2 separate regions of the Homo sapiens genome follow, and region 1 is linked to region 2. Evidence: read pairs that join two places in POLR2A ChIA-PET (ENCODE). Cell type or tissue: CD4-positive, alpha-beta T cell. All regions are shown on one strand. Each heading gives the region's core, and the rest is flanking DNA. Links, peaks and the distances in the headings are about the cores only. Region 1 overlaps DOCK3 (dedicator of cytokinesis 3). Region 2 overlaps DOCK3 (dedicator of cytokinesis 3).

What was found. ChIA-PET counts read pairs that join two places held together with the same protein. Peaks named below come from ENCODE experiments on the same cell type or tissue, not always from the same donor. Only the 100,000 strongest peaks of a DNase experiment are listed, where the experiment ranks them.
Region 1: POLR2A ChIA-PET joins it to region 2 with 13 read pairs; 5 of 35 experiments call an interaction of 5 or more read pairs at or near these places.

Annotation. Positions count from the first base shown.
Region 1 is chr3:51,265,731-51,276,870 of GRCh38, forward strand. DOCK3 (dedicator of cytokinesis 3) reads left to right here. Exons shown (of 53, transcript NM_004947.5): 24 at 5,085-5,277; 25 at 9,349-9,476. Among named protein-coding and RNA genes, the nearest start is that of MANF, 110 kb to the right of the region's middle. In CD4-positive, alpha-beta T cell, for the core only: a CTCF peak has its summit at 3,966 (motif pointing right); a DNase peak (open chromatin) is centred at 5,651; H3K27ac peaks cover 793 bases.
Region 2 is chr3:51,020,109-51,031,248 of GRCh38, forward strand. The region is part of intron 5 of DOCK3 (dedicator of cytokinesis 3); the gene reads left to right. Among named protein-coding and RNA genes, the nearest start is that of MIR4787, 350 kb to the left of the region's middle. In CD4-positive, alpha-beta T cell, for the core only: no CTCF peak of the experiment used is centred there; DNase peaks (open chromatin) are centred at 4,883 and 5,393; H3K4me3 peaks cover 1,390 bases; H3K27ac peaks cover 2,152 bases.

The DNA.
Region 1 (11,140 bases), core at 1,390-9,389, 250 kb after region 2:
CACAGCCAATATACTGAATGGGTAAAAGCTGGAAATGTTCCCTTTGAAAACCAGCACAAGACAAGGATGCCCTCTCTCACACTCCTATTCAACATAGTATTGGAAGTTCTGGCCAGGGCAGTCAGGCAAGAGAAAAAAATAAAGGGCATTCAAATAGGAAGAGAGGAAGTGAAATTGTCTCTGTTTACAGATGACATGATTATATATTTAGAAAACCCCATTGTCTCAGCCCCAAATCTCCTTAAGCTGATAAGCAACTTCAGCAAAGTCTCAGGATACAAAAAGCATTCCTATACACCAATAATAGACAAACAGAGAGCCAAATCATGAGTGAACGCCCCTTTACAATTGCTACAAAGATAATAAAATACCTAGGAATACAACTTAGAAGGGATATGAAGGAACTCTTGAAGGAGAACTACAAACCACTGCTCAAGGAAATAAGAGAGGACACAGACAAATGGAAAAACATCCCATGCTCATGGATAGGAAGAATCAATATCGTGAAAATGGCCATACTGCCCAAAGTAATTTATAGAGTCAATGCCATCCCCATCAAGCTACCACTGACTTTCTTCACAGAATTAGAAAAAACTACTTTAAAGTTCATATGGAACCAAAAAAGAGCCCGCATTGCCAAGTCAATCCTAAGCCAAAGGAACAAAGCTGGAGGCATTATACTACCTGACTTCAAACTATACTACAAGGCTACAGTAACCAAAACAGTATGGTACTGGTACCAAAACAGATATATAGACGAATGGAACAGAACAGAGGCCTCAGAAATAACACCACACATCTACAATCATCTGATCTTTGACAAACCTGACAAAAGAAGCAATGGGGAAAGGATTCCCTATTTAATAAATGGTGTTGGCAAACTGGCTAGCCATATGCAGAAAATTGAAACTGGACCCCTTCCTTACACCTTATACAAAAATTAACTCAAGATGTATTAAAGACTTAAACATAAGACCTAAAACCATAACAACCCTACAAGAAAATCTAGGCAATACCATTCAGGACATAGGCATAGGCAAAGATTTCATGACTAAAACACCAAAAGCAGTGGCATCAAAAGCCAAAATTGACAAATGGAATCTGATTAAACTAAAGAGCTTCTGCACAGCAAAAGAAGCTATCATCAGAGTGAACAGGCAAGCTATAGAATAGGAGAAAATTTTTGCCATCTATCCATCTGACAAACGGCTAATATCCAAAATCTACAAAGAACTTAAACAAATTTACAAGAAAAAACCATCAAAAAGTGGGCGAAGGATATGAACAGACACTTCTCAAAAGAAGACATTTATGCAGCCAACCAACATATGAAAAAAAGCTCATCATCACTGGTCATTAGAGAAATGCAAATCAAAACCACAATGAGATACCATCTCACACTAGTTAGAATGGCGATCATTAAAAAGTTAGGATACAACAGATGCTGGAGAGGATGTGGAGAAATAGGAATGCTTTTACACTGTTGGTGGAAGTGTAAATTAGTTCAACCATTGTGGAAGACAGTGTGGTGATTCCTCAAGGATCTAGAACTAGAAATACATGTGACCCAGCGATCCCATTTCTGGCTATAAACCCAAGGGATTATAAATCATTCTACTATAAAGACACATGCGCACGTATGGTTTTTTTCTTTCTTTTTTTTTTTTTTTTGAGATGGAGTTTCACTCTTGTTGCCCAAGCTGGAGTGCAATGGAGCGATCCCAGCTCACTGCGACCTCCACCTCCCGTGTTCAAGTGATTCTCCTGCCTCAGCCTCCTGACTAGCTGGGATTACAGGCGCATGCCACCATGTTCAGCTAATTTTTTCATTTTTTATTAGAAATGGGGTTTCATCCTGTTTGCCAGGCTAGTCTCGAACTCCTGACCTCAGGTGATCCACCTGCCCCAGCCTCCCAAAGTGCTGGGATTACACGCATGAGCCACCGCGCCCAGCCACACACATACGTTTATTGCAGCACTGTTGACAATAGCAAAGATTTGGAACCAACCCAAATGCCCATCAGTCATAGACTAGATAAAGAAAATGTGGCACATATACACCATGGAATACTATGCAGCCATAAAAAAGGATGAGTTTATGTCCTTTGCAGGGACATGGATGAAGCTGGAAACCATCATTCTCAGTCAACTAACACAGGAACAGAAAACCAAACACCACATGTTCTCATTCATAAGTGGGAGGTAAACAATGAGAACACATGGACACAGGGAGGGGAACATTACACACCTGGGCCTGTTGGGGGTCGGGGGACTAGGGGAGGGATAGCATTAGGAGAAATACCTAATGTAGATGATGGGTTGATGGGTGCAGCACACCACCATGGCACGTGTATACTTATGTAACAAACCTGCACATTCTGCACATGTATCCCAGAGCTTAAAGTATAATAAATAATTAAAACTTCAAAAAAAGATTAGATTAGATTCAATATTAGAAATATCAGTATGGGAAGAAAATTTGCTTTCTTATATTAAAACTACCTGACCAATCACCTGAGCCCAAGAAGTTAAGGCTACAGTGAGCTGTGATTGCACCACTGCACTCCAGCCTGGGCAACAGAGTGAAACTCTGTCTCAAAAACAAACAAAACTGCCTGGCCAGCTAATCTGTTACCTTTCCACACAGCCTTACCCTAGAACAAATCAAGAATTCATTACCCCAGTCAAAAGGGAGATATTTTTCCTTACAAATGAATGTCAGAATTTTTATGTAATAGTGTATAGTTCTTCAACTTTTTGAAGCTAAATATTACACCAAAACCTGTCAGCAAAGATCAGACAGCCTCTCTCATGTCCAGTCATTCAGTCACTGCCAGGTATATTGTTAGCCCAAGTATATATTTAAACTCTGCCTCATTTAAGATTAAAATAGTCTACTTTTTTGTTTTCCGCTTGCCTCTGTGTTGCCTCTTGATACCAGTTGCCTATAGGTTTCTCAGCCCAGAGGACAGGTGATCAACTGGGAGTACCTTAAGGCTTCCTTGACTCTGTAAGGGAGTGGACTCTATAAGGGAGTCTATAAGGAACTCTATAAGGGAGTACCTGAAGGCTTCCAGGTGCTTCTGTAAGAAAGACACCTGTGATCTCCCCTTCTAAGTACCTTAAGCTGCTCATCTTCCTTTTTGATTCCCCTCCCACAGCCAAAATATGGAGAGATTAGAGGTAGCTAGCAAAGCAATGCAGATATGCTTTCTGGGAACTTTGTAACACAATAATGCCCTGTACTGAGTGGCACACTCCTACTACATCAAGATAAATAGCTTAGATCTGGTCTCGGCTAAGACCTGTGTGAGAATCAGACCTTCTTCTTTGGTGCAAGGCTCATGTTTCCTGAGTTTCACAACTCTCTCTCTCTCTCTCTCTCACTGTCTCTCTCTCTCTCTCTCTATATATATATATTTATTTATACGTATAATAATATACATATAATAATATACATATATATGCATATATATACATAATATATATATGTATATTATTCAGTTAGACTTTATATCTTTGATTATGACCACTAGAAGATGTCAGGGTGTGAGAGTCCTTCTGTCCTGGTGTCTAAGTACAGGATATTTTACCATTTAAGAGAGCAAATGAGTTACTGTTTGTTATTGATTATAAAGCACCTACTTTACCACTGCTTTGTCTTTTATATCTAAGCTGCCAATGATATGTTTTGTTCTGATTCTAATTACTGCAAAACAATCTCCTTGATATTCCAGGGAGTTATAAATCTGCAGATAGAATTCATATAAGTTCTCCAATTGGGCCTGGCCTGAATAAAGACCACAGCACAAGCCTGTTTTCCATGGCATAAATTTTCACTCACTCTAAGCCAGTGTCTGTTGCCTGATGGAGCAGTCAAGAAAACAGCCTTCCCTCCCCAGCCTGCCATTTGGGAAGGGTGCATTCTCACCTTTTTGTCTCAAGATGGCACTCCATTTCTCTTTGTAAATCCTGAGTTAATGGCATAAGGGGACTGAGAAGTGAAAAGTCTTCATGCTGCTTCCACTTAGACAAGAGAAAATAATAAGAACCAGCATGTATCAAAGGCCTATTGTGTTCCAGGCACTCTACTAGAAACTTTATGTAAAAATTTCCCTCATACCAGTATCAAGACATAAGTAATAGCATCATCCCCATTTTATAGATGGGGAAACAGAGAATTAGGCAGTAACTTGCCAAAGTTTGTGTGTCAGGTAAGCGGTAAAGCTTGGATTTGAACTCGTGTCTAATTCCAAAACCCATTCTCTTTTTCCTATAGTGCTCTGCCTCCCAAAGGCTGTGGAACTGTTCTATTATCAGATTGTTCTCAAGAAACTACCTTATGGTCTGCCAGAGCTTACATCCTAGAAGAAAAGCCTAACATGCACACTCCCACTCCCCTTGCTTGGGTGTTTAGGTGGCTGAACTCTAAGCCCACGTCAACAGTCCTCAAGAGTTTATGGCTAACTAAATACACACATTTCCCATCCTCTTGAATTTACTCTTGAGACTACCAGGCATCACTTATGAAGAAAATAATTTATGAAGTCTTCATATTTCATGGTTGCAAATGAGAATCTCTATTCTGGGGAAATGGTACAGCTCTCAGAACTGGATCACTGGCTGCAGGGCTGTGAGCAGAGTTCAGCTGGTGCTGCTTGAAGGAACTCAGCTCTCTCTGCCATACTTTCTTGAGTTTGGAACCAAAATTGGAAAGTTAAGAACTTGATCATAGAGACAAACAAAAATCTAAATCCATTTTATGAACAAAAACAACTGTGGATCTTAAGCCACATTGAGCAGATTTTTCTTTATACCCCATTCTCTTGCCAGCAAATGCTATATGCAAGTTATGAAAGCCTCCAATTGCCTGGATCCCAGTAAATTATCTTGTTTTGGTTTCCTTTTTGGTTTTTCTTGCTCCATGCCTGAGTGCTGTAGTCAGTGGCCAGGGAGGAGCCCACCGAAGGCAGAGATGCTACAGTGCCTTCTCAGCCTCTCACCACCTTGTATCATTGTCTGAGCATGAAAGATAGACACACACCCTAACTCTGTGCTAACCACAGCTTCATTTGCTTCTGCAGGCTGCACTCCTCAATTCTTTCCCAACCATCTTTGATGAGCTTCTGCAAATGTTCACCGTGCAAGAGGTGGCAGAGTTTGTGAGAGGGACACTGGGGAGCATGCCCAGCACTGTGCACATTGGGCAGTCAATGGACGTGGTCAAGCTGCAGTCCATTGCCAGGACAGTGGATAGCCGCCTGTTTTCTTTCTCAGGTAAATCAAGTTGGGATGAGAGTCCTCCTTCCTTCCAGGGGTGTCCTCCTTCCTTCCAGGGGTGATAGCAAAGTGATAATCAAAGGATCAGTTTCCTCAACGATTATGCAAGAAACCAGTAACCCTTAAGATACAGAATTTTTTGATAAACTATAATAGAGAATGCAGCCAAGACCTAGGCCTACTGCCTTACTCACAGTTTATTCCTAGGAATCCACACATAGGGGCATGTCACTGGGGTGGTGCTGAGTCCATTCAGGCTACTGTAACAGAATACCATAGACTGGGTGGCATGTAAACAGCAAACTTTCTCATAGTTCTGGAGGTTAGGAAGTCTAAGATCAAAGCACCAGTAGATTCAATGTCTGGTGAGGCCCACTTCCTGGTTCATAGACAGCTGTCTTCTCTCTGTGTTCTCACATAGCAGAAGGGGCAAGGCAGCTCTCTGGGGTCTTTTTTTTTAAAAGGTCGCTAATCTTGTTCATGAGGGCCCTGCCTCCAGGCCCACAGCTTCCAAGAACAGAGCCTGCTATACCCTCAGGAAAGGAAGGAGAGGAAAAGAGAAGGGACTATCTCAAGGAAATAAGGATAAGCCAAGAAAATAAAAGAGGCCCTACAGATCACTTGAGGTCAGGAGTTCAAGACTAGCCTGGCAAACAGGGTGAAACCCTATCTCTACTGAAAATACAAAAAATTAGCTAGGCATGGTGGCAGGCACCTGTAATCCCAGCTACTCAGGAGTCTGAGGCAGGAGAATTGCTCGAACCCAGGAGGCGGAGGTGGCAGTAAGCCAAGATCACGCCATTGTACTCAAGCCTGAGCAACAGAGCGAGACTGTCTCAGGAAAAAAAAAAAAAAAAAAAGGCCCTGAAAGGGGCCCTGAGGACCCTGTGCTTTCTTGTTTCCTTGCCATACCATTCGATACCTTTCCAGTCTTTGGAGAACCAACAAGGATTAGAGAGAGAAATGGACAGGGAGCTCTTTATGCTCCCCAAGGGGTCAGGACAATCTAATATACTAGCAGCCTAGTCTGTCTTTCACAAAGAACTTCTGGTTTTATTCCTGAAGACACATCATATGTGATCAAGTTCTGCCTTGCAGGGACAACCAAATGCTCAATGGCCATATATTAAGATCAATATGAGCCTGATTCTTTAAGAATAATATCACTGTGCTAGGATAAACTTCTGAGGCACAGAAATAAATCTGAAACACCAGCAAAACAATTATTAGAATTTTTATAATTTTTGGTGGTTAATTTTTTAGGTTTGACTTTTTTTTTTTTTTGAGACGGAGTCTCGCTCTGTTGCCCAGGCTAGAGTCCAGTGGCATGATCTCAGCTCACCGCAGCCTCCGCCTCCCAGGTTGAAATGATTCTCCTGCCTCAGCCTCCCAAGTAGTTGGGACTACAGGCATGCACCACCATGCCTGGCTAATTTTTTTTTTTTTTTTTGTATTTTTAGTAGAGACGGGGTTTCACCATATTGGCCAGGCTGGTCTCGAATTCCTGACCTCATGATCCACCCGCCTCAGCCTCCCAAAGTGCTGGGATTACAGGTGTGAGACACCGCGCCCGGCCAGGTTTGACTTTTAATGTGTAAGAACAAAAATTTCTCAGCCCACTGCTACACACATTTGTAATACTAAATAGATGTTCCCTTTGACTTAGCTCTGCCAGCGTATGATATTGCTAGTAGTAGTAAAGCTGCCACCAAGAAAGTCATCTTTTTTCCACCAGGAACTGTTTATGCTGGTAAACAGTTCTCTCTTCTCCAGCTCCTATACTGAAGATTTTATTAATGGTTTGGGGCACACTGTCACTGAAGGCCACTGTACACACTTGAGCTTTGTGCACTGCTTAAAGAAAATGCTTTTGGCCGGGCACGGTGGCTCACGCCTGTAATCCCAGCACTTTGGGAGGCCAAGGTGTGTGGATCATGACATCAGGAGATCGAGACATCCTGGCTAACATGGTGAAACCCTGTCTCTACTAAAAATACAAAATTTAGCCAGGCATGGTGGTGGGCGCCTGTAGTCCCAGCTACTCAGGAAGCTGAGGCAGGAGAATGGCGTGAACCCAGGAGGCAGAATTTGCAGTGAGCCGAGATCACGCCACCGCACTCCAGCCTGGGCGACAGAGTGAGACTCTGTCTCAAAAAAAAAAAAAAAAGAAAGAAAATGCTTTCAAAATATATGGGAAGGGGAACAGCAGACTGCTCTCACTGACATACTTTATTTCTAATATCTCTGCATGTACTTGCTGCTTCACACAAACACTTCAGAAAAATTTTCTTAATATTTATGTGGCCCTGGACTATGTAATTGGATTTTAGATGACAAACAGCACCAAAATTTCATTTGCATCTCACTTTCATTGAATGCCTGAGTTGCAGCATCTTCCCTGAAGCAAAAGGTTCTTTACCAGTGATGTCCTTTAACCAGCACTGGTATTCTCAAAGTATAAGTTTGGTCTCTTCTTCAGCAGGTTCTAGTAACTAACCACTGTTTTTTTCTGTAAGCAGCTATTGGTTGTTACAAAAACTAAGTATGTTGGTATTTTCATCTACATAGTGCAGTATCAACTTTTTTTATTCAAGCAGCCTTTTAAATCTAGACTAGCTAGTATTCTATTCTGTTTGAACATATTCTAAGCATTTGACAAGGCAGTGCCCAAATCTCTTATATGTCATGTACTTTGTCTTTGACTGAAAAAGATTTGCTGTCTGAATTTCATATGGAACTCTTAACAAAGGACAGATATGAACGATAAATCTAAAATGCCATGGCTTGTTTGTGTTACTGATAATCTGACTAAATCATGCTAGCCAGATATGATGGGACCTGCAGAGTCACACAATCACTGACCACGTAGGAATACAGGGTGCCAGAAACGCATTCACACTTGTATTTCACATGTCTCCTAACCTTCCTTGTGAAGTAAATGTATTATAGAAGAGGCCCTTACACCCCATTCTACAGATGAGGAAAATAAAGCTCGTGAGAGGAGTCAACTTGCCTGAGGTCTCAGAACGGGTTAATAAGGGAGCTTGAAGTAGGACAGCCTTCCTGAATTTAGGATTGTAAATATAGTCAGCTCCTGATGAAAGTGCTATTCGGTAACACTGGGAGAAATCATTTGAAGTGTTCAGTAGGATTGGTGATAAATGTTGGCTAATTATCAAAGTCTTGTGACAAGACAAAGGTCATGCTTCAATTGTGTTCATTGCTGTATACACACTGAGCAGCAATCTAACAAGCCTGTGGGGGAAAGGGAGCAGGCCTGTTGGCTGTGGCAAGGTAAACACTCACAGGGGTGGAAGTGTCAGACTACCTATCTAGCCAGGGCATAAAGAGGGACAATCTATAATCCATTTCAAGCCTGTGAGTTCAGTCAGCGTAGTTCATACTAAGTATACCATTTAAATGGAATTTTCACTGTAAACTGTGCTTCTAATTTGGAGTCTAATCATTAAAGAGATTTCATTTGGGACCAGGTGTGGTGGCTCACACCTGTAATCTTAGCATTTGGGGAGGACAAGGAGGGAGGATCGCTTGAGCCCAGGAGTTCAAGACTAGCTGGGCAGCATAGTGAGACCTCATCTCTACAAAAAATTAAAAAATTATCCGAGTGTGGTGCCATACACCTGTGGTCCCATATGCATGGGAGGCTGAGGAAGGAGGATTGCTCTAGCAATCCTAGAAAGTTGAAGCTGCAGGGAGCCATGATTATGCCCCTGCATTCCAGCCTGGGTGACAGAATGAGACCCTGTTTCCAAAAAAAGATACTTCATTTAGAAGCAGACTCCTAACATTCATCCTGCACAAAATGTCATGGATGCTTGGTATTGAAATGAGAACAAAGGAAAGATGGAAGAATAATGTCATGTGATGGCTTATAATCTCCAGGCAGTGAGCTTTCAGGCCCTTGTAAGGTAAGGAGATTACCTTCACTTTTGCTCTAGTCTGAACCCCACCTGCTTTGAGAATAGCTAAGTCCCACAATGCCACTGGCTTCCTGCAGTAGCTAGTTCTCCTCTAAAGTTTTCTTCACCTTTGTATTTTCTCTCCCAGAATCCCGCCGCATCCTGCTTCCTGTGGTTCTCCATCACATTCACCTTCACCTGAGGCAGCAGAAAGAGCTGCTAATTTGCTCAGGGATTCTTGGCAGCATCTTCTCCATCGTCAAGACCAGCTCTCTGGTAGTGGCCCCACACCCACTCCACCCTGTTCAGCTCTTCCCTAGTCTTGTGTTACTTTAGCCAGAGGCAGACCAACAAAGATCGCTTTGTACACTTTTCAGTCACAGATGCTTTCATCAGTGACAGGAAGGTGCCCAAGTGAATGGAGCCCTGTGTGTTCCCAGCAGGTTTGTCAGTACAACACATTCTTGCTATTTTTAAAGGTTGCACTACCATAAATCTACCCAGAAATATAGTTATCTGTAGTACCACAAAGCCCAATTCTGTGTCATGCTGTTTCCATCAATAGGTTTTAATTCTGGATTCTTGGGAGTTTTCTGAGAATATTCAGGCATGAGCACAGGGAGGCAGACCCAGACTTGAGAGGTAGCTTGCTTATTCAGGCTCTTCTGTTAGCTTCCTGACAGCTTGATTCCACCCATATGGCGTTCCTATACTGTGCCAAATGAGGTCAGGGCATACGAGAGGTTAATGTTGCCCACCAGAGCTCTGAGCCTCAGAGGATGGTAGAATTGTGCTTTAGGGGTCGGGTTTCAACTGATATTGCTTTTACCCATTTTCTTTCCTCTCTATTTTTTCTTTTTAAAAGAAATCAGTGGTAAGAGGGGATGAACTGAGGTAGGGAAAGAGAGAAGGAAAGATATGAATTAGGCACGGGTGAGGGTAGGAATTTATTTTAATGATACTTATTTCATGTACTTTTGATAATAGAAGAAAGGCATATTACTTATAGAAAATTCAGAAACTATAGAAAAGCATAAGGAAAGAAATGTAGAACAAAAATGGATTTTTAAATTATACCATTTTATTAGGTTGCTAGAGAATAGAATTTCACATGCATTTAAAATGAAGGGCAGTTGCCAGGTGATAAGAATATACAAGGATAGGCTATCCACATGGAGTGGGAGAGGCACCTTAAAAAAAGAGTATATTTTGTTCGAGCAGGGGACAGGGACTCAATAGGATACTCTGATGTTCAAACTTAAAGTGCCATCTGGTGACAGGGGTCTAGCTTGGCAGAGAGTGACTATGATGGTGATAATGGCCCTATTATTTGATCTTGGCTCCAGGTAAGACTTGGCAGCTCTTCTTCCCACCAGGCCTCAGAGAAGCCACACCAAGCACATAAGATCTACTCATAGCCCAAGGTTGTATTGAGGGGGTGGACAGCTTATTGCTAAAGGAAGGAGAGAAATTGAAGCAAAAAAAGAGGAGGAATGGAACACAAGTGGGAACCAGTAAAAACTTGGAGGTGACGGTTTGGTTGTGTTTGTGGGGCTAGAGTCAGTGTAATTAGTTGCTTATAACTACCCAAAGATACATCACTGGTAAGTGTTATGATCAGTTCGACAGATAGGAAAGATGACTTTGGTCCCAAGAGCTGCTCAAATTCTTCATGTGGAATGGGGCAGAGTATAGTTAAAATGGATGGATGGGTAGAGGGACAATGAAACTGAAGCTCAATGAGAGCAGAGATATTATCTCTCGTTCACCTCTATATATTCAGGTTCTCAAACAGTGACTGGCACATGGTAAATGTTTAGTGAATGATAAATCGATGGATGGGTGAAAGATAGACACCAGGACCAGTAGTAGTATAAACATCTTAGACGAGGGGCAACAGGAATCTCTTTGTGAGATAATTAAAATCATGCTACAGAATT
Region 2 (11,140 bases), core at 1,820-9,819:
TTCTCTGCAACCTCGCCAGCATCTGTTGTTTTTTGACTTTTAGATAATAGCCCTTCTGACTGGCCTAAGATGGTATCTCATTATGGTTTTGATTTGCATTTCTCTAATGATCAACAATGTTGAGTTTTTTTTCATGTTTGTTGGCCGCCTGTGTTTCTCCTTTTGAGAAGTATCTGTTCACGTCTTTTGCCCACTTTTTAGTGGGGTTGTTTGTTTTTTTCTCGTAAGTTTGTTTGAGTTCCTTATAGATGGTGGATATTGACCTTTATCAGATGGATAGATTGCAAACATTTTCTCCCATTCTGTAGGTTGTCTGTTTACTCTGATGATAGTTCCTTTTGCTGTGCAGAAGCTCTTTAGTTTAATTAGATCCCATTTGTCAATTTTTGCTTTTTTTGCAATTGCTTTTAGTGTTTTCATCACGAAATCTTTGCCTTTTGCTGTATCCTGGATGTTATTGCCTAGGTTGTCTTCCAGGGTTTTTATGGTTCTGGGTTTTACCTTGAAGTCTTTAATCCACCTTGCGTTAATTTTTGTATAATGTATAAAGAAGGGATCTAGTTTCAATTTTCTGCATATGGCTAGCCAGTTCTCGCAATACCATTTATTAAATAGGGAATTCTTTCCTGTTACTTGTTTTTGTCAGGTTTGTCGAAGATCAGATAGTTGTAGGTGTGCAGTCTTATTTCTGAGATCTCTTTTCTGTTCCATGGGTCTATGTGTCTGTTTTTGTATCAGTACCATGCTGTTTTGGTTACTGTAGCCCTGTAGTATAATTTGAAGTCAAGTAGCATAATGCCTGCAGCTTTGTTCTTTTTGCTTAGGATTGTCTTGGCTATTTGAGCTCTTTTTTGGTTCCATAGGAATTTTAAAATAATTTCTTCTAATTTTGTGAAGAATGTCAGTGGTAGTTTAATGGGAATAGCATTGAAACTATAAATGATTCTTGGCAGTATGGCCATTTTCACGATATTGATTCTTCCTATCCATGAGCATGGAATATTTTTCCATTTGTTTTGTCCTCTCTAATTTCCTTGAGCAGTGTTTTGTAGTTCTCCTTGAAGAGGTCCTTCAATTTTCCAACCTAGCAAAACAGGCCAACATTCAAATTCAGGAAATACAGAGAACTCCAGTAGGCTACTCCATGAGAAGATCAACCCCAAGACACATAATCATCAGATTCTCCAAGGTTGAAATGAAAGAAAAATGTTAAGGGCAGCCAGAGAGAAAGGCCAGGTCTCCTACAAAGGGAAACCCCATCAGACTAACAGTGAACCTCTCAGTGGAAATCCTATTTATATATTCTTTTAGCCAACAACATGTCTCAATTAATGTAGATTCATAAGTTTCCTTACCTAGTAGTATAAATTATCCAAATTCCTTAAGATTTAAGGAAGTTCTTTATGATTTTCTTGGCTGTTCTTAGCCCTTTATATTTCTACCCAAATTTTAAAATGAGCATTTCAGCCCATTTACTTTCCTTAATAAGATTCCTTCTAGAACTTTGATTAGAATTGTTTTTGAATCAATAGATAATTTCTGGGAGAACTTCCTTTTTTTTTTTTCTTTTTGAGACGGAGTCTCGCACTGTCACCCAGGCTGGAGCGCAATGGTGCGATCTCAGCTCACTGCAACTTCCGCCTCCTGCATTCAAGCGATTCTCCTGCCTCAGCCTCCTGAGTAGCTGGGATTACAGGTGCCCACCACCACGCCTGGCTAATTTTTTGTATTTTTAGTAGAGAAGGGGTTTCACTGTGTTGGCCAGGCTGGTCTCGAACTCCTGACCTTGTGATCTGCCTGCCTCGGCCTCCCTAAGTGCTGGGATTACAGGTGTGAGCCACCACACCTGGCCGAGAATTTACATTTTTTAACAATGTTAAATTATTTAATCAGTGAATGTGATCCATGTCACCTTTAATATTTCTCAGAAATGTTTTAGTTTTCAGTATAAAGCCTTGCTTATCTTTTATTAGCTTTAAAGTTAGAAATTTGTATTTATTTTTTCACTTGTAACTTTAAGTTTTTAAACAATTTACTTTGTAGTTTTTTATTATAGGTAGATAGACTTGATTTGATTTTGTACATTGACTGTATATTTAGTGACCCTGTTAAATTCATTTATTAAATGTAATGATTTATTTGTAGATTCTTCTGGAAGTTCTTTGCTCATAATTCTGTTGCCTATGAATAATGACAGTTTAACATTTCCACTTTATCTTAGATTTCAGCACTTCTACTGTAATGTGCTTTGGTCTGGATTTCTTTTTATTTATGCAGATTGGAGTTCTTAGCACTAATTGAATTATGGCTTGATGTCTTTCTTTGACTTAAAAGAACTATGTTTTTAAATATTGCTTCTGCTCCATTTTTCTTTCTTCTCTTTCTGGAACTCCAGTTACATGTGTGTTAGATACATGGAACATACTGCTAATGTGTATGTTACCAGCGTACACAATAGTTAACATTTAATTTATGCATATAAAATTTCTTATAGATTCTGGGTATTAGTCCTTTGTGGGATGTATAGTTTGCAAGTATTTTCTCCCATTCTATAGGTTTCTTGTTTACTCTGTTGATTGTTTCTTTTGCTGTACACAAGCTCTTTAGTTTAATTAGGTCCAAATTGTCAATTTTGGTTTTCTTTGCCTAGGCCAGTGTCCAGGAGAGTATTTTCTAGTTTTTCTTCTAGGATATTTACTGTTTCACTTCTTAGATTTAAGTTTTTAATCTACCTTATGTTAATTTTTGTATATGGTGAGAGGTAGGGGCCCAGTTTCATTCTTCTGCATATGGTTAGTCAGTTTTCCCAACATCATTTATTTAATAGTGTACTTTCTCCATTGTTTATTTTTGTGGGCTGGGTTAAAGATCAGTTGGTTGTAGGTGTTAACTTTAGATAGCCTAATGAGTATGTGCCTTGGCTATGGTCTTTTTGCAATGAATTTTCTAGGAATTCTTTGAGCTTCTTGTAGGTAGATATCCAGATCTCTAACAACGCCAAGGAAGTTTTCCTCAATTATTCCCTCAAATAAGTTTTCCAGACTTTTATACTTCTCTTCTCCCTCAGGAACACCAGTTATTCTTAGGTTTGGCCATTTTATATAATCTCATATTTCTTGGAGACTTTATTCATTTCCTTTTTTTTTTTCTTTATCTTTGTCTGATTGCATTAATTTGAAAGCCTGTCTTTGAGCTCTGAAATTCTTCCTTCTCCTTGTTCGTCTATTGTTGAAACTTTCCACTGCATTTTGTATTTTCCTAAGTTTGTCTTCCATTTCCAGATGTTCTGATTGTTTTTTGTTGTCGTTGTTGTTCTTGTTGTTTTTTGAGACAGAGTCTCGCTCTGTTGTGCCATGGAGTGCAGTGGTGTGATCTCGGCTCACTCCAACCTCTGCCTCATGGGTTTAAGCGATTCTCCTGCATCAGCCTCCTGAGTAGCTGGTACTACAGGTGCACACCACCATGCCCGGCTAATTTTTGCATTTTTAATAGAGACAGGGTTTCATCATGTTGGCCAGGCTAGTCTCAAACTCCTGACCTCAGCTGATCTGCCCGCCTTGGCCTCCCAAAGTGCTGGGATTTGGCATGAGCCATCAGGCCTGGTCTGATTGATTTTTTCTTTATAGTTATCTATCTCCCTGGAAAATTTTTCATGCATATCCTTGACTGTTTTTTTAATTCATTTTTGTTGGTTTTCACCTTTCTCTTGTATTTCCTTGAGTAGCTTGATAATCAACCTTCTGAATTATTTTTGTCTCATTTCAAATATTTTATCTTCATTTGGATTCATATCTGGAGAGCTATTGTGACATTTTGGGGGTTTTATGGAACCCTGTTTTGTCATATTACCAGAATTACATTTCTGGATTTATTTCTAATTTGGATAGCCTATTTTTTCAAATTGTTACTGAATTTATTTTTTACTAGACTGTGTTTTCTTAATGGTTTTTTTTACTTTAAGGGTCTGACTTCAATGTTTGTAGTAAATTATTTTAGCCTAATTTGATTCTTGGGGCTTGGTTAAGACTCTGTATGAGTTCCTTTGTTATAGAAAGTCTTTGTGCAATGGCTTTCCCATATGATGGTTGTAATAGTTATTATGTACTTGGTGTGTAGGCCAGTTCACTGTCTCCTATTGGGTTGGAATGGCAGGGATTCCTTAAAGCTTATCTCATTCTCTCATGGTGTATGGTTTATTTATTTATTCAATTTTTTCCCCAGTATTTTATTAACTGAGTTGATGATTCAGGCTTTAGGCCAGTTGTGGATGTATCCCTGGGTAGTCACTGGTTGTAGCTAAAGCAAGTTGGTAGATGTAATACCCAATGGTGGGCAGAGGTCCCAGCCTTGATGAAGGTAACTGGGGGGTCAGGGGTAGATCTCAATTAGATGTTCTGAGATTTTATCAGGGTGAAGGGTGAGAGCTACCTCAGCTTCCCTGCTAGGCCAGCAGAAAAGCTTTCCACCTCACAGCTTTACTGTTTTCCCAGTGTTCTGGCTGTTCAGATCAGACAGGCACCTCTTCTTTAGGAATATTGATGTTCCATGTAGGGAGGAATTGTGATTCTGCCTTTTGTGCAAGCCTGCATCTGGGCAGTGCTCCTCCTGTGGGGCTGCAGTCATCCTGAATTGTTCCCTGAATTGGGGAATGTCTGCAAGGGATCCAGTGATGTGACATAGACTCTGAGATTCCTTGGTTGTAGATAGGCTTAGTGTGCTGCCTTTCTTGAATGCTGGTAATACTAGTAGTGAACTTGTCACGTGGACAGACTCAGGACCTTTGGTTTGCCAGGGTGTTGCAGGCAGTGATGATTGCCGAGGTCATGCAGCTGTTTTCTCCTTCTTGGGCACAGTGTTATTCTATCTAGAGATGGTGTCAAGATCTGTGTTGGTTGGCCTCCAGCCAGGAGGTGTTGCTTTCAAAAGAGCACCAGCTGCCGTAATAACAGTGGGATTTGAGCTTGCCCTAAGTTGCCTAGGGGAAGTATTCTGGTTTCTTAGGTGATGGGTGGGGCTACAAGTCTCCTAAAAGTTTATGTCTTTTGTATTAAGTTACCAGGGCAGGTGGAGAAATACCACCAGGTTGGGTCAGGGTTAGGTGGGCCTGAGCTCTGATTCTCCTTGTGCAGGGCAGGCTAAGGCCCCTGTGAGAGACCAAGGTGGTTCTCAGGTCGCTGGGGTAATGTTTCACAGGGGAGTATAACTGCCTCTGCTGCACAGAGGAGTTTACAAAAGGAGTGGGGAGTAGTGGGCAGCAGTGAGCCTTACCTAGTTCCCACATCGTTTTCAAGGTCGGTGTCACTCCTGCGGTGCTCTGGTGACAGCACCTGGTTTAGATCTAGGCAGTCTGCACACAGAATTCAGACCTGCCCCAGCCTATAAGCTTCCCCACAGAGATAGCAACCACAGCTTTCAGGCCGCACCCCTCCCCGTCTTTCTGCAAAGTCACGTGCCCAGCTTCTGCACTCCTGTCTGCAGCTCACTTCCTGCTCATTCCCCAGGTTCTGTTCATGGGGTGTTTGTCCTCTCTTGAGATTATATCACAAAATTCAGTTGGGAGCTGCATTTACCCTGTGAATTCTCCCTCGTTGACCGACTTCCCCAAGGGCTCCTGTGAGATATAGTCAGGAATCACTTCCCTTGGTTCACACTGGAGACTGGGAATGCCTGCAAGCCCCTTCCCACTGTTGCTTCTACTTTTATATTTTATGCCACTTTCTAAATTTGATCCAGCTCTTGGTAGAGTTTAAGGTCTTCTTCCATGGCCTGAATTTTCAGATTCCCCAGTGAGGATGTACTCAGAGGCAGACTCTCCCCTTCTCACACTCTGAGAACTTAGTTTTTCACCTGTCTCATGGAGTAGGCTGCAGCCTGCCATTTGTTTCAAAGGGTCTGTAGATTCTTTTGATTTTTCTATTAAGTTCCTGTGTTGGTTCTTGCTTTAAAAAAAAAAATTCACAGTGTGAATCTCTACACACTATTCTGACCTTCCAAGTGGGAGAGGCAAGCTAACACTGCCTCCAATCTGCCATTTTGAAAAAAATAAAAAATGAAAAAATGAGGGTTTGTATTATGAAGTGACGTTGGATTTTATTGAATGGTTTTTCTGAGTCTATTGAGATGGTCATATGTTTTTTTTTGTTTTTAGTTCCATTGATGTGGTGAATCACATTTATTGACTTGTATATGTTTACCATCCTTGCATCTCAGGAATAAAGCCCATTTGATCATGATGAATTATCTTTTGATCTGCAGCTGAATTTGGTTTGCTAGTATTTTGTTGAGAAGTTTTGCATCTATGTTTATCAGGGATATTGGCCTGTAGTTTTTTTTTTTTTTTTATTGTGTCCTTGTCAGCTTTGGGTATCAAGATGATACTGGTTTCATAGAATGAGTTGGGGAGGCATTCCTTCTCCTCAATTTTCTTGAAGTAGTTTCAGTATGATTGGTACCAGCTCTTTTTTTGTGTATCTGGTAGGATTCAACTGTGAATCCATCTGGTCTAAGGCTTTTGTTGGTTGCTAGGCTTTTTATCACTGATTCAGTTTCATAACTTATTATTGATTTGTTCATGGTTTCAATTTCTTCCTGGTTCAGTCTTGGGATGCTGTGTGTTTACAGGAATTTATCCATTTCCTCTAGATTTTCTAGTTTGTGCACATAGAGATTTTTGCAGTTATCTCTGGGAATCTTTTGTATTTATGTGGCATCAGTTTTATTATTTTGGATTGTGCTTATTTGGATTTTCTCTTTTTTCTTTGTTAATCTAGCTAGCAGTCTATCAATCTTTTTTTTTCAAAGAACCAAATTTCTTTTTGATCCTTTGTATGGTTTTGTTGGTTGCTATTTTGTTCAGTTCTCTGATTTTAGGTATTTCTTTTCTTCTGCTAGATTTTTATTTAGTTATTATATTTCTAGTTCTTTTAGCTGTGGCACTAGGTTGTTAATTTGAGATCTTTCTATCTTCTTGATGTAGGCATTTAGGAGTATAAACTCCATTTAGCACTGTTTTTGCTGCATCTGAGAGGTTTTGGTGTGTTGTGTTTCTATTTGTTTGAAATAATTTTTTTTTGTTTCTGCCTAATTTTGTTTTTTACGCAAAAGTTGTCCAGAAGCAACTCATTTAGTTCCCATGTATTTGTGTGGTTTTGAGAGTTCCTCTTGGTATCGATTTCTAATTTTATTCAACTGTGGTCCAAGAAGATGCTTAGTATGCCTTTGATTTTTTTTTTCAATTTATAGAGACTAGCTTTTTGGCTGAGCATGTGGTCAATCTTAGAGTATGTTCTATGTATAGATGAGCAAACTGTATTCTGTGGATTTTAGGTGGGGTATTCTGTAGATGTCTATTGGTTAAGTATCCAATTTAAGTCCAGAATTTCTTTGTTAGTTTTTTGCCTTGATGATTATCTAATTCTGTCAATGGGGTTTTGAAGTCTCCCACTATTATTGTGTGGCTGTGTGGCTGTTTTCTTAGGTCTAGTTGTAATTGTTTTATAAATCTGGGTGCTTTGTTGTTGGGTGCATATATATTTAGGATAGTTAACTCTTCTTGATGAATTTAACCCTTTATCATTATGTAATGCCCTTCTTTGTCCTTTTTATTGTCTTTGGTTTAACATCTGTTGTATCTGATATAGGAATAGCACCCCCTTCCCCTTTTTTTATTTTTCATTTGCATGATCTTTATCTCTTTACATTGAGCCTATGGGTGTCATTACATGAGACATGAGTCTCTTGAATGCAGTAGAAAGTTGGATCTCATTTTTTTTTTCATCCAATTTGCCACTCTGTATCTTTTAAGTGGAGCATTTAGGCTGTGTAGGTTCAACTTTGATATTGATATATGAGATTTTGTTTCTGTCATAGTGTTGTTAGCTAGTTACTTTGTAGGCTGGAATGGTAGTTGCTGTATAGGGTCTGTGGGTTTTGTACCTTTTTGTGCTTTTGTGTAGCAAGTATTGTTCTTTATTTTCATGTTTAGAGCTCTCGAGCATTTCTTGTCGGGCTAGACTGGTGGTGATGAATTTTCTTAACGTTTGCTTTTCTAGGAAGGATTGTATTTCTCCTATGAAGCTTAACTTAGTGATACATGAAATCTTGGCTGGCATGTTTTTTCTTTAAGAATGCTAAAAATAGGCCCCCAATCTCTTCTGGCTTATAAGGTTTCTGCTGAGAAGTCTGCTGTTTGTCTGGTGGAATTCCTTTTATAGATAATTTAGCCCTTTTTTCTAGCTAGTTTTAAGATTTTTTTTTTCACGTTGATCTTGGATAATCAGAATACTGTGTAACTTTGGGATGTTTGTCTTGTGTATCTTGCAGGTGTTCTCTTAATTTCTTGTAGCTGCATGTCAACCTCTAGCAAGATTGGGGAAATTTTTCTGAATTATACCCTCAAATACGTTTTCTAAATTGCTTACTTTCTGTTTTTTTCTCTCAGAAATGAAAATAAGTCATGGGCTTGGTTGCTTTACATAATCCCATATTTCTTGAAGGTTTTGTTTTTTTAAATTGTTTTTTCTTTGATTTTTGTCTGAGTGGGTTGACTCAAAGACTGGTCTTCAAGCTGTGAAATTCTTTCTTCTAATTGGTCTAGTCTGTTGTTAAGGTTTCCAATGCATTTTGAAATTCCTGTAGTGAAATTTTAAATTCCAGTTCTGTTTGGTTCTTTTTTTAATATAGCTATGTTGTCTTTCATATCTTGATCATTTCTCTGGTGACTTTGTATTGAATTTCAACTTCCATGAGAATCTCATTGTGTTTTCTTGCCATCTGTATTCTTAATTCTATATTGTCATTTCAGACATTTTAGTCTGGTTGGCATCCATTGCTAGAGAGCTAGTGTGATCCTTTGGAGGTGAAGAAACACTGGCTTTTTTTATTGCCAGAGTTCTTGTGCTGATTCCTTTTCATCTGAGAGAGCTGATGTTTCTTTTTTTAAAAATTTACTTTAATTTTAATGGGCTTTTTTGATTTTTTATTCTTCTTTCCCTTGAGGATATGACTGTGCTGTATGTTGTATATGATCATTTCTCTTCATTTCTGCATGCTTTCAGAGGGCCAAGGTTTTGTATGGGTTCCTTGGTTACAGATAGGTTCATGTAGTCATTTTCTGAGATGCTACTTGCAACGATGTATTTTTCTTTGGTTGTGTAATTCAGGCTGCAGTCTGGTAGATGGTGTCTAAGAGTAAGAGCCAGCAGGTAGGCTTTTACTTAGTTCATGCTTGCTCACCCTCTGCGGGGCTGGAGCTGCCATAAAAGCATGAAAAGCTCTCTCTCAGCATGTGCTTGGCTTTCAGTGGGGGTGGGGCTGCCAAAGAAGCACAAAAATCATTCTTTTTCAGTGCACACCCACGAGGCCCCAGTGGGAAAGGCATCTGCCATGTCTGCAACAGTGCACTGGGGAGGGGAACAGGGGGAAAGAGATGATTCTCTCTTCATGTTCATTCCCAGGCTTTGGTGGAACCCCCTGAAGTGGTTGGTGCCACACCTGCATTCCCTTTGTCCCAAGGCGGGGCTTTGGTGTGCTGCCCTCCTCCTTCCCTTAGGTGCAGTTTGTGTTGAAGGTTATATCTCCAGGGGACCCACAACTCCCTGGGGATCCAACAGTCCCTCATGCTTGCCAGAGTCAGAGTGGGTTGTGGGGTATGTCTGCTGGTGGTCTAAGGGTGCAGTGGCTCAAGGGTGGAGAATCTCTCATCAGGGCAGTGGTACCACATGTGCACAGCTAGCATGGCACCTGCCATCTCAGTCTGCATCTGAAGGGGCAGGTTCAGCACATCTGCTCAAGGTGGCCACCTGGTTCTCTGTTCCTGAGAAGATCTCTAATTGCCACCTATTGTGTTTCCCTGGGACACGGGGTCGGGGGGTGGGCCAGAGGCGCTCTCCAGCAGTTTGGCAGTAAGCAGATTATCAGAGGGGGAAGGGGAGGAGGAAAGCACTCTCTCCTACTCTTTCTACTGGACTCTGACCTCCTTGGAGGTCAATGCCAGACAGACTTTTGCTGCTCATTTTCTGTGCGCCCCACTTCTTTGGTTGGGCATTCCAACAAGTCCTGGCTCTCCACCTTCCATTTTGCACTCCAAACTTGACCATTCACTAATAACTTTGATCTTTTTTCTGAGAAGAATTTATGCTGTTCCTAGTTGGCCATCTTTTGGTCTGTTTCAGTTGACTGTTTTTTCCATGGTCATGTCTCCTGGTAGGCCTGATAATTTTTAATTGAATCCCAGATATCACGTATGAAAAATTATAGAGGCTTTGCATGCTGTCCTCTTCCCCTATAGAGTGCTCACCTTATCCCCTGGCTATTTGAGTAAGGCAGATTCTTTGATATGGCAGCATTATAGTCATGGTAAGGTATAGTCTACCTCTGATTAGTATCCATTTTTAGGATACACCCTCTAGTGGTTCTAGTTGAGAGGCTAGGTTGTTTACTGTGTGTTGTTTACCTTCTTGTCAAGTTCTGGATCCAATTTTTGTCTCCAAAACACTGCTAAAATCTGTTCTACTTTTAGTTTACTTTCTGCTAGTCATTTTAGTACTGAGTAATAAGCATTTTAAGAATCAGCAAATGTGTCAAGAGGAATAACATCTCCAAGAGCATAGAGCACACCTAAATAGGCTTCTGTTTTCTTTTAAATCTTAGCCCCTCAAGTTTTGACAACCTTGGCAGCACAAACCCCAATTTTTGTCTTCCCCGTCCTGTGTGATTGCCTAAAGCTCTCATCTATTAGTGGCCATCCTCTCTCTGGCTTCTTAGCCTTTCTTGCCAACCTAAGAATCATTAAATCTCTGATTGGGAAAATGGCATGCAAAATGTTGGGCTACCCCACTGAGTTTTCCTTCTTTCCTTGATCTTTGCTTTGTAATGCCTGGCTGTCTTGAAAACTCTTTAACTTCAAAAAGGTATGCTTTGTACTTTTTCATATGTTTTAGCTGTACTCACAGGAACTTTGGGCGGCTGGAAACTATCATCACTAGGACACAGAAATTTTCATACTTTTCAATTTGCTATGTCTATAACAATTACTTTTTTCTTCTATATTTTATTGTCATCCTTTTTTGATCAGCTACTTTGTTGGTAATAGATATTTGGGTAGGTTAGAGCTGAAATCAAAGCTTTAGTGGATATCTAT